Regions from separate parts of the Mus musculus genome. Here region 2 is linked to region 1. The links are chromatin contacts, found by Hi-C or POLR2A ChIA-PET in ENCODE. All regions are on one chromosome and are shown on one strand. Each heading gives the region's core, a stretch centred on a gene start or an enhancer-like site at or near the end of the contact. The rest is flanking DNA. Distances are from core to core; before and after follow the strand shown.

The links. A loop is a pair of places that touch in the nucleus more often than their neighbours do. ChIA-PET counts read pairs that join two places held with the same protein, here RNA polymerase II (POLR2A).
Region 2: a map of heart shows a loop between it and region 1 (3-fold over the local background). The contact joins the enhancer-like site here to the promoter of Zfp710 in region 1. A Hi-C loop is called at or near these places in 6 of 37 maps with a recorded cell type or tissue (gastrocnemius and heart). POLR2A ChIA-PET finds 5 or more read pairs at or near these places in 5 of 5 experiments (Patski and embryonic stem cell).

Annotation. Positions count from the first base shown.
Region 1 is chr7:80,023,807-80,029,155 of GRCm38, reverse strand. It overlaps Zfp710 (zinc finger protein 710), which reads right to left and starts at 2,928. Exons shown (of 5, transcript NM_175433.5): 1 at 2,673-2,928.
Region 2 is chr7:80,056,522-80,061,870 of GRCm38, reverse strand. All of the region lies in intron 1 of Zfp710 (zinc finger protein 710), which reads right to left. Among named protein-coding and RNA genes, the nearest start is that of Gm51449, 2.9 kb to the right of the region's middle. Within about 2 kb of position 2,635, at least 1 of the 3 ENCODE cell types and tissues checked has a DNase peak (open chromatin) inside an H3K27ac peak, as active enhancers do; it is heart, where a contact is called at or near this core.

The sequences.
Region 1 (5,349 bases), core at 1,679-4,178:
CTTTAATACAGTCCTGGTGACTTCCAACCATAAAATTATCCCATTGCTATTTCCTAACTTCATTTTGCTACTGTTATGAATGTAATGTAAATATAGGGTATGTGACACCCCTGCCCCAAGGGGCCGAGACCCACAGGTCATCATCCCCTTCTAGAAAAAGAAAAAAAAAAAAAGCTATGCTAGAGCCAGGCCTGGTGGCACATACTGTAATCTCAGCACTTGGGAGCTTGAGACAGGAGGATCCCCAATTCACAGTCTGTCTGGGCTAGGTAGTGAGACACTGTCTCAAAAGAGCAGCCTTGCTAGAAATATCTCTCCACCACCCTGCAAATCTAAACTAGAAGTTCATCAAAATCTCTAGTGATCCCATTATTCATTCCTCCAACCCAAAAGGTATTCTAGACCTTGTCTGTTTCCTTGGCTCTAGACAGGGAGCCTAAAATAAAATGCCTGGTTGTGACAGAAGGGATCTGAGTACAAACAAATGCCTTGTACACCATGGGGCCAAGGGTCAGCTCAGAACAGCTCGGAGAAGACAACCAAGGCACTCTAGATGACAGTCTGTCCCCACCCCAACTCACTGAAACTCTTGGCACACGGTCACTCGGGAAACCAGGCCAGATTGTCCATTCTCCCTACCCCACAGAAAGCAGCTCTACCCAGTGCCCTCTGGCAGCAGAGCCAGCTCTGCAAGGTGGCTAGAGCTGGAAGTTATCAATTCAAGGTTGTGCTCCAAGAACAGCAGGTGCCCGGCCCAGGGTTACTTGTGGGATGAGAGAGCAGACAAAAAAAAAAAAAAAAAAAAAAACACTAAGCCAAGGTCTCCAAGGTAAATGTGCTTTCAAACAAGTGAAAAGGTGATGGTCAAAATCAAAACCAGACAGGCCCATCAGCTTTGATGAGAATACACTTATATCTAAAGCCGGTAACGACCAGCTCCCCCATCTCAGGCCAGCTCCACGGATCTTTGAAGGTCCCTAGGAGGGCCTTCCGCCACCCCCCACCCCCGCTCCTGTTCCCATACACCAGTTCTTCTCTTCGGCAGAAATGAACTTTGCTTTTTTACTTACACACGTACAAAGGCAAGGCTGAGAGGGCAGCGTCAAAGCTGGCTGGATGACCCCCAACAGCACAAAGTCCTCCGCACACCTGTGGGGGAGTTTTGTGAGCTTCCGGGGTACCCACAGGGACTAGTTAAGTCTTCAGGTGGACAGTGGCGGAGAGTTTCCATTGTGAACGGAAAGAAAGGTGCTCAGAGTGCCCTTCGAAGATAGGGCACAGGGCCCGCAGGTCAAGTGTCCCCTCACTGGCAGACTGGCCGCTAAGACCGTGAAGGAACTCTGCAGTGTCCGGGTGAAAACACACCCAGACTACTGCTCGGCCTGGTCGGAACCATCACGCAGGGCGTAGAGATACATTAATGACCGTTTTGGATTAGTTAAAGCCCACACAAGCACCTCCCTGGCCTCTTAAATCTTCCCAAACTACAGTTTAGACTGGAGGGAAGCAGTTGCAGGGACCATAAAAGTCATCTTAAAAGGCAAGTTGAAAAAAAAAAAAAAAAAAGAAAGAAAACCAACAACCCGCTACGCACGAGTTAGCAAGTCCGCAGCTGGGGCGGAGGGGTGGGGGGTAGCACCGAGGCCGGCTCGGTGGGGTCTGAGAGTCGTGGAGGGAAGACCACCCGATTCGGGGGGCTCCTCCGTCTGACGCCGACGATCACGCCCCACAGCTCCGTCCAATTAGGAAAATGACCGCGAGGAGAGGGAGAGGGGGCGGCGAGGAAGGGAGGCCGAGCCACGGGAGGCTCGAGATCTGCCGTGGGGATCTGCCCACCGGTTCCCGGCCCGGGGGGTGCGCCTTCAACAGGTCGGAGACGGGGCCACCGAGGTGGGCCGGGGTCCCGCGCTGGTGACGCCCGCTGCCCTCGAGGGGCGCCCGGCACGCCAGCTGCGCGCTGAGCCCTAGCCACCCTGCCGGCCGGGCCGCGCGGCCACCCCACCCGCTCCCGGAGTAAAAAGTTTGTGGGCAGCCGCAGGGGCGGGGCGGCGAAGGGTGAAACTTTGAGTCCCGGGCCGGGTGCGGGGGGAGCATCCCCGAGCGCCGCGACACCCACGTGCGGGCCGGAGACCGCCGCCGCCGCCTCCCCGGCCTCCCACGCTACCGCCGCGCTTTCCTTTCATTTTGCTGCTTCTCTGCCTGTGCCTCTCTCTCTCTCTCTCTCTCTCTCTCTCTCTCTCTCTCTCTCTCTCTCTCTCTCTCTCTCTCTCTCTCTCTCTCTCTCTCTCTCTCTCTCTCTCTCTCTCTCTCTCTCTCTCTCTCTCTCTCTCTCTCTCTCTCTCTCTCTCTCTCTCTCTCTCTCTCTCTCTCTCCTCTCTCTCTCTCTCTGTCTCTCTCTCTCCTCTCTCCTTCCCTTCCCCCTCTCCTCCCTCCTCCTCCCCCCCTCCAGACGCCATCTCTCTCTCTTTCCCCTTCTCTCGCTCCAGCTCTCCGGCATGAGGGAATGTGGAAGTGAAAGGAAAAGACGACATGTTTGCCTGCGCGCCGCCGTCCCCGGGGAGAGGCGGGGGGCGGGTCGACCGCGGCCGCAGCGACCCACCCCCGCGCCCCCCAGCCACCCCGCCGCGGGCCGCCCGGGGGCTGGCGGGGCCGCGGGCTCGCGGGACACTCACCCTGGGTCCGGGCGCGGCTCCTCGCGCTGGGGGCCCTCGGCTGGCCGGGCCGGGCGGGCCGGGGGCTCCTGCTGCCCACCGCCCGGGTTGCAGCTGCGCGCCGCCTCCACGCGCGCCCGCCCTGCTCTGCCACCCTCCCTCCGGCTCCTCTCTTTCTCCCCCCCTCTCTCTCTCCCTCCTGCTCTCTCTCGCGCTCGCTCGCTCTCTCGCTCGCGCTCTCTCCCTCCCTGGAAGAAGGGAATGAGGCAGGGCTGACGTGAAGGGATGCTAAACAGCTCCTCCTAAGCCTGCTCGCAGAGGAAGAGAGACAGAAAAGCAGCCCTTTTATCTCTCTTTTGTTTTCTCACTTCCTTCCACCCCCCCAGCACCCCCCTCTCCTCGGCCCAAGTTTTCTTTTTCTCTTTCTACCGCAGAGAGGATTTTTCTTCTTTTCTTTCTTTCTCTCGCTGCAACTCTCCTACTCGAATTGCAAGCCTGGAGGCTTCTCTTTTTTTTCTTCCCCTTCCCTCTTTTCTTCCTCCTTCCTCCTTTATTTCTCTAAAAGGGTTTTGTTTGCTGTGGGAGTTTCGTTTGAAAATCGAGTCACGCCTTTTTCCTTCTTTTCTTTCGCCCTCTCCCTCTTTTTTTTCCCCTCCTCTCAGCAGAAAAGGGGAACAAAGATTAACAAGCGGGGGAGAAGGGAGCGTCAGAACCTCGCATGGAAATGGGGGGGCTGTCCCTGCCAGGCACAAAGGGGGCTCCAGAGAGCAGCCCCCAGGAAGTCTGGGGTGCCCTATCCCAAATAAGAGCTAATGGGGGTTGGGGTCGGGGGAGCCCGAGTGGCCAGTCCTTCCGAATACGGGTTAGGGCTCAACCTGCCCCCTCCCCAGTCAGGGGTGGAAGCTGGGGGTGCTCTTCACTTAATATATTTTTTAAGTGGGCAGATGGGACTTAGAGCAAACGTCGCCGCAGAGCCCTCAACAGTAAAGAGCCTTTAAACAGCTGTTCGCAGAGCCCTGGACGGTCAGACTCGAGGGAACGGCCCCGGCTGCTATCACCGGGACCCGGGTGCGAATGGGGTTCAGAGGAGTTCGGGGTCCCTCGCATCCTCCCCAAGCCCAGGGCCTAGGCTCGACCCCGGGGTGCACTGCTGGAGGGCGCCGAGGCGTGGTCGTTCGCTGAGGTCTGGGCCCTTGTGGCTCCCCGCGGGGCCCGGGGTTCGGCATAGCCTGGCCTCCTCCCAGCTCTGGGACAGGCCGGACACCCCGCCTCCAACCTCCCGGACACCCGCCACTCAAGAGCTGCGCCGCTCGACTCCGACGCATGGGCGGGTACGGAGCCCGCGGACAGAGCGGGGCAGTGTCGCCACCAAGGGTCAATTATTCATGGGGCGCCTGGGCGTGCTCCCAAGACCAGCTCTGTCTTCGGCTTCTCCAGAGGAGTGGAGACAACACGGGGGAAAAGTTCCCAGAGCAAAGTTGGCCACATTTCTTATTTTCCCAAGTAAGTATTGAGCACCTGCTGGATGCCTGGCCCTTGGACTGGGGCTGCAGCTGGGCGAGAAACGTGAGGTCTCGGCGGGCCCAGACAAAGCGAGGGAAGCTGTGGCTCCGGACCAGGTCACCGAGCTGAAGGGAAGCCTGGATCCTCTCCCCTCCCTGCGCTCTTCCTTCCCCTTCCCTCCTTCCTCCGGGCTGCATCTCCTTGGCTCCACCCCTTCTCATCAATTCCTCCCACACTTCCCTGCTCTCCCTGGCTTTTCACTGGAGGGTCCCTTCTCCCAGCGAGGAGCAGATGCAGAGCCCCATTGTCTCTCCCCCAATGACTGCAGCCTCCCAGGGATAGGACCAGCCACTCCTTCCCCTCCCCCCAGCCCAAAGGCCTGGGTCTTTAATGACAGGAGCCCCAAGGCCACTGCCCCTCGCCCCACCCTACACCAGCTCACGGAGCTGTGAGCAATGACTCCAGTCACTCAGAACATGATTTATTTCTGGCAAGGAGTGAGAAAACAGAAGCCAGAGAGTTTGGTTCAGCAAGAAGGACCCCGTGATTTCAGGCTCAGCACACTGGGTCTCTAGTGACCTCAGCACCTTCACCAGCCAACAGGGAATGCTGGAAGCCACAGTTCTGTCATCACCTGCCCTCTCCAGAACACCCAAGTCATATTTTCTCAAAAAAAGACAAAGTCCTCTCTGACAGTCAAATAGTCATTCAACAACCATTCGCTTCTGTGCCTGCTTCCTGCCAGCTCCCCAGCCTGCAACTAAGGACTTAACCACCAGAGACACCATCTCCTTGTTCTGGCTTTGCAAACTGGTAGGAGCCCGAGAGAGCTGGGCCTCAGTCAGGCATCATTGGTGCATACTTGTAGTCCCAGCACTTGGAAAGCTGAGACAAGAGGATTGCCAGGAGTTTTAGGCAAGCACAGACTACATATTGAATAATATATTAGCCAAGGCCATTATGGCAAGACTTTGTCTCAACAAAACTAAAAAGAGGGAGGCACAGTTGTGCATGGATTGAAATCCCAGCTTCTGGAAGGTAGAGACAGGAAGAGCAGAAGTTCAAGGTCAGCCCAAGCTATGTAGCCAGTTCTAGGCTGGGCTATCTGAGACTCCTCAAAAAAGGGGTTTGGGGTGGGGCTGGGAGAGACAACAGGTAGCTAGGTGCCTTATGAGGGCATTGAGAAAGCAACTCA
Region 2 (5,349 bases), core at 1,386-3,885, 33 kb before region 1:
TGCCAGGCTCACTCTTAGCTTAGTGAGGAGACACTCTGTCACAGAAAGATGGTAGAGTGTGATAAGGCAGACGCCCGATGCTCCCTGGCCCATGTGCCTAGGTGTGTGCACACGAGCACACACACAAACACATACCACATATACACACACACCGCACATATACACACAATACATAATTAAGAACAACAAAGTTCCCCTTTGTTTTGAAAAGGCTTTAAGGAATTCTGCTGACAGGCTACAGGAGCACCAGTGTCTAGAAATGAAAACACAGCTACTTCTGAGATGACAGAGAAAAACAGCCCACAATTGGGTCCTGACCTCTTGGTGTCCTGGGAGGAGTTTGAGACGAGGACAGAAAAATGTCATTCGGTGGGACCTTCAGAGACTGTAATCTACACTCTTAAAAAGTCTTGTATTATTTTTTGTGCATGAGTGTTTTGCCTGCATGTGTATCTGTACACTGTGTGCCTGGTGCCCTTGGAGAACAGAGGAGTGTGTCCGATCCTCGGGAACTGACTGGAGCTATAGACAGGTGTGAGCTACCGTGTGGGTGCTGGGAACCAAACCCGGGGGCTTTTACCCCGAGCCATCTCTGCGGCCCTTCAATCCCTTTTTGAAATAAGTAACAAAAACAATCATAGCTTGGTACTCAGTTTGACGGTGAGCAAAATTAACCCAAAAATATGACTTTATGAAGAAGGAAAATGCGGTAGGATGCCATGAAGGAGATTCCTCATATACAAGAGGGTGGGCAGTGGTGGTACGTGTGTGTGTGTGTGGGGGGGAAGCCTACAGTGTGGGCATGTGTTCTCAAAGAGACTGAAGCACTGGGGTGTCACCCTGGGAGGAAGAGGCATGACCAGAGACCACACTGGGACCAGCTCCTCAGGAATGCTGGGAGGACTAGTGACACCATGGAGCTCTCGATGGCACACGTGTATGCCTGAGGTCTGGGTTTCCTCACAAGCCCCCAGCAGAGCCTGCTGGCTCACCTGGCATCATGGCCACCGTGCCTAAGAGGCTCTGGGTCTCACATGCACACTGGTACCTTCTCCCTTGCCAGCAAGTCAGCTAGGGCCTCAATAGTTCCCATCTTTTAAGTCTAATGCATGCTTGGTGCCATTTCCACCTGAATAGCGTCTCCTTTCCACCAGAGGAGTGGAGAAATGCAAAGCACACCAAAAACCTCCGGGACTGTAGAAATGTCAGGCAACACCCCAGTGTGCTCCATGGGACACAGCCCTGACCAAGGAGCCTTTGGACCCAACTCTAACAGGTGTGGCCACCTGGGTCTCAACTTGTGCAAGGTGCAGGGCATGAAAGAGGTGTGGCAGCTGATGGCCAAGGCAAGAGCAGGGTTAAAGTTGCAAGGTCGCCAGACGAGACCATACAGGGCAGGTACTCCACAGTACCTGGTTTCAGTCACCAAAGCTCAAAATTACGGCTAGATTACATCTGATATTCTCAGGCTCAGGGCTGTGCTGGGGTGACTCTGTGCTGGCCCCCAGCTGCCCCTGCAGGGAGTCCTACCTTATGTCACATGGCTGGGCCCTGTCCACTTCTGCCTCGTAGCCTGGATGTAGGCCGGGCTTCAACCTCTTAAACCCCTATCCATGAAATGAAGATAGCACACACCCAGCCATCCAGGTTGGCTATGGACCCAGTGAGATAACCTTTCCGGTCAGCTGGGTCCAGCTATAAATAAGTTAACTGAAGCAGGAGAGAGCATTCCATGACTCACAGGAGGTAAAAAACAAAGGCCATGCCTCCAACTGGCGATCCCTTTTCCCCTTGCAATTTTCCCGGATACACCTTTCAGCAGAGCTGTAAACCAGTAAACAACTTGAAGGTACTCAACCTGACAAATCCAGAGTCCTCTACAACACAGCTGGCTTGCACAGACTCTTCAAAGACAATGTCTCTCTCTCTCTCACACACACACACACACACACAACACACACACACACACACACACACAGAGAGAGAGAGAGAGAGAGAGAGAGAGAGAGAGAGAGAGAGAGAGAGAGAGAACGGGGGACTGGTCTGAGTCAAAAGCTAAAAAACAAAACCAAATGTACAGCACGGATAGGAAAGAGGCACCAGAGACACTTTCAGAGAAGCAGGAAAATTCACAAAGGATGATGTAATGGACGGTATCGCTGAGTAACAATGTTTCTAGGTGTGATCAAGATCCCAGGTGGGAAGCCCTGGCTCTGAGGAACAGCAAATATGTGGGATGGACCTCCATGATAGAGCGTCACCTGTCAGTCAATTTCACAATGAAGCCTTATGAGTAAATCAGGCCTTGTGGGCAGGCTGTGACTTGTTCCTTGGGTCTACTGGGCCTGGCTTTAGTTTCTTCTGCCCATGGCGGAGAGCAATGGTGTGTAAAGCAGGCTGCAGTGTTCCTAGTCTGCAGGGCAGATATTAAAAATGCTACATGGACCAAACAGTGGGATGACTAGGCAAGTGAGCGCTCAGACCTGTCAGGGAAGCCCAGCTGCTGCAGACAGAGAGGAAGTTGCAGAGTGGGCAACGGCTTGGTAGCTCTGCTGCTCAGCTCAGAACGGAGACTGGCCACCCAGGCTTGCTGGGATGACCCTGAACCCTCAGCTGCTTCCTCTCTGGGGGGGGGGGGGGGGGCAGCACCTGGTCTCCCACTGCTCATCTCTCAGCGCGTAGACAGCCTGTTTCCATTCCTGTAGCCTGTTTTGGACCCACTGTTCTGTGGGGTCCACGGCACTTTAAGGGCAGGAACCACAAGTGTCGGGTCAGAGTTTGTCCCCACCTTCCCGGTGCAGCTAGATGGTGGCAAGCTTTCCCCAGAGGCGGTACTTGGTGGTAATCAGGCCTCAGCCTCCCCCTTCAGAACAAGGGTTCTTTCAGCTGATTCTCTAGGGAACCTTACTCAGCTCAGAGCTCTCCCAGTGCTCAAGGGCAAAGCAGTCTTCCCATTGGCCTTGTCCAGTGCACCAGAGCCATGGGAGAGTCCCGAGGCAGCGGGGCCACCTTCCCAAAGCCTCAGTGGGGGATTTCCAGGGAACGCAGCCACCTAGACTGGGCCTACCCCAGACCCCAGTAAGATTGAAAGGTCCTTCAAATAACTGAAAGTAAACTTGAGAGCCCTGCCCTCTGTCCCACCACCCAGTGTCCTTTCCCTTCCAGCCACTCAAGAGCCCCCCCATCTCTTCAGCCTGCCCTGCACCCTCACCTTTCTGTGCTGTGGCCTCCCTGTCTCCACCTCCCCAGATACCAGCATTCTTCAAGGCTCAAGTGTCTCTTCAGGAACACAAGTCACTTCTCCAAGAGAGAAGACAGAGAGTTTCCTGTTGTGTGGAACTGAGCACAAAAGCTGGAGAAAGAGTCATTAAGAACCCAGCACCTTGTTCCTCCTGAGAGCCTCAGGACCTCAGGAGAGCTTTAGGCAAGAAAGTCATATAACATTGTGACAGACACACAGACACACACAGAAAGACAGAAAGCCACACACACACAACCTTGAGGTGCAAGGAATGAAACCTGGAGCCTTGTACAGGCTAGGTAAACATCCTACCACTGAGCAACAGGCACAGCCTTGCCACCAATGTTTGTTGGTTTTGTGAGTTTTGTTTTCTCGGGGAGCCTCACAGAAGCCCTGGATCACTTCCAACTTGTGGCAATTCTCCTGTGCCCACCTCCCAAGTGCTGGTATTAGAGGTCCACGCCACCATGCCGGATGCCATGCACATTCTGGCGATCTGGGGGGACAGGGCAGTGTCCCGGTGTGGCTGCTTGACCTTTCACACGCCCCACTGCGGTCCCCGGTGGCACGGCCCTGCCTGCGTGGACTCTGCTCTTCCTGAGAATGATGGCCAGGTCTGTTCTGTCACCAGGGACTGGGACAGGCTTTCTTTCCACTGTGGCCAGTAGGGTTGACAGCTGAATGCAGGGAGGAGTGGCGAGCAAGTGCTAACAATGAGAATTCATTCCAGGCTCCCGATGGGCAGAGACCATCTGGACAGACCCAGAGGCCACCGGAGGGACGCCCCTTGGTGAGGAGGACATTCACTCCAGCCACTTCAGAGAAACCCAAGGAGCCCGGTGTCACTAAAAAAGAACATTAAAATCGAATGGCACCCGATGAATGGCTGGGAAACGTTACACATCAATCCAGTCGAGGGTTTTCCACTCTTAGATAAAGCAAAGGAAAGAGAAGAGTGAACTGGAGGAGGGGCAGGGGAAGGAAGCTGGGAGAGGAGGGCAGAGTCTCAAACTCTAGAGTTTACAGAGAAAGGGGAGGGAGAGACAAGGAGAGAACAGGAAGGGGAAGCTGAAGTTTTCCCCCTTAGAAATGGAAGTCACTACAGCAAAGCTGTCCTTGGCTCTGGGCAGGCCCAGGGTGGGGAGGTCAAACTCCAAACTACCAAAGACAGGCTCCACTGGGCCTGCCGTGCCTCTGGATGGGCTGCTGGTACCACCACCTAGGTAGGGCCCCAACTCAGAAGGCCTACTCTTGGTCACATGTTCACATGACTGTCCTGAAATTCTTACTCATTTTCCAACACAGGGTCCATGTTTCTATTTGTCACCCGGGCCCTGAAAATTATGTAGCCGCTCCTGGCTGACCTTTCCAGAGGACATTTCTGCAAGCAGGGCAGGAGGGTGGCTGTGGGCGGGCCCAGGCTGCTACTAGATGTTTGCTATCCAAACACTAGTCTCTGTACTGTTGACTCAGCCATCAGGTATTAGGAGGCAGAGCTTCACCCCCCAAGCTGAAGATCTGGGCCTGGGTGCTAGCTGTGGATAGACTCCACTGGGAAATCCACACTAAGGAGGCCTGACCTGTCCCTGCATACAGGAAGCACACATTACACTGAGCCTGTGGGGAACACCATGCTGTCTGGGGAGACCTGCCTCAAACGCTAAGCTCGCTACAGTCAGTGCGAGCAACTGGGCAAGCCTGTCCACATCCCGAGCCAGTGGGCTCCTCTGCCCCTAGAGAAGAAGAGATGTGGCAGGAAGCCACAGTGCCATCATTAATGCGCTGTGCTGTTGGGGGGCCAAGGCCACAGCTTCATCTGCCAGCCCCCCCACCTTTGAGAGCGGAGGCCATGGCACTATCCCAGGGTACCCCATCTTTGACTGGATCTCCATCAATGTACAGGCCAATCCCACCCCAAACCCCAAGACCAAAGGCAGAGGCCCTTCCAGACCCATTTTCCTCGTGGGGCCTCTGCCATTAGTTCCTCTGAGAAAGCAGCGCTACCCAAATGACCCCAGCCTGGGGATGGTTTGGCAGAGTCTCCAGGCAGGGGTGCAAAGGAAGCACCTGCAGGCAAAACCGGGGGCAGCTGCATCCCAGGTGAGCAG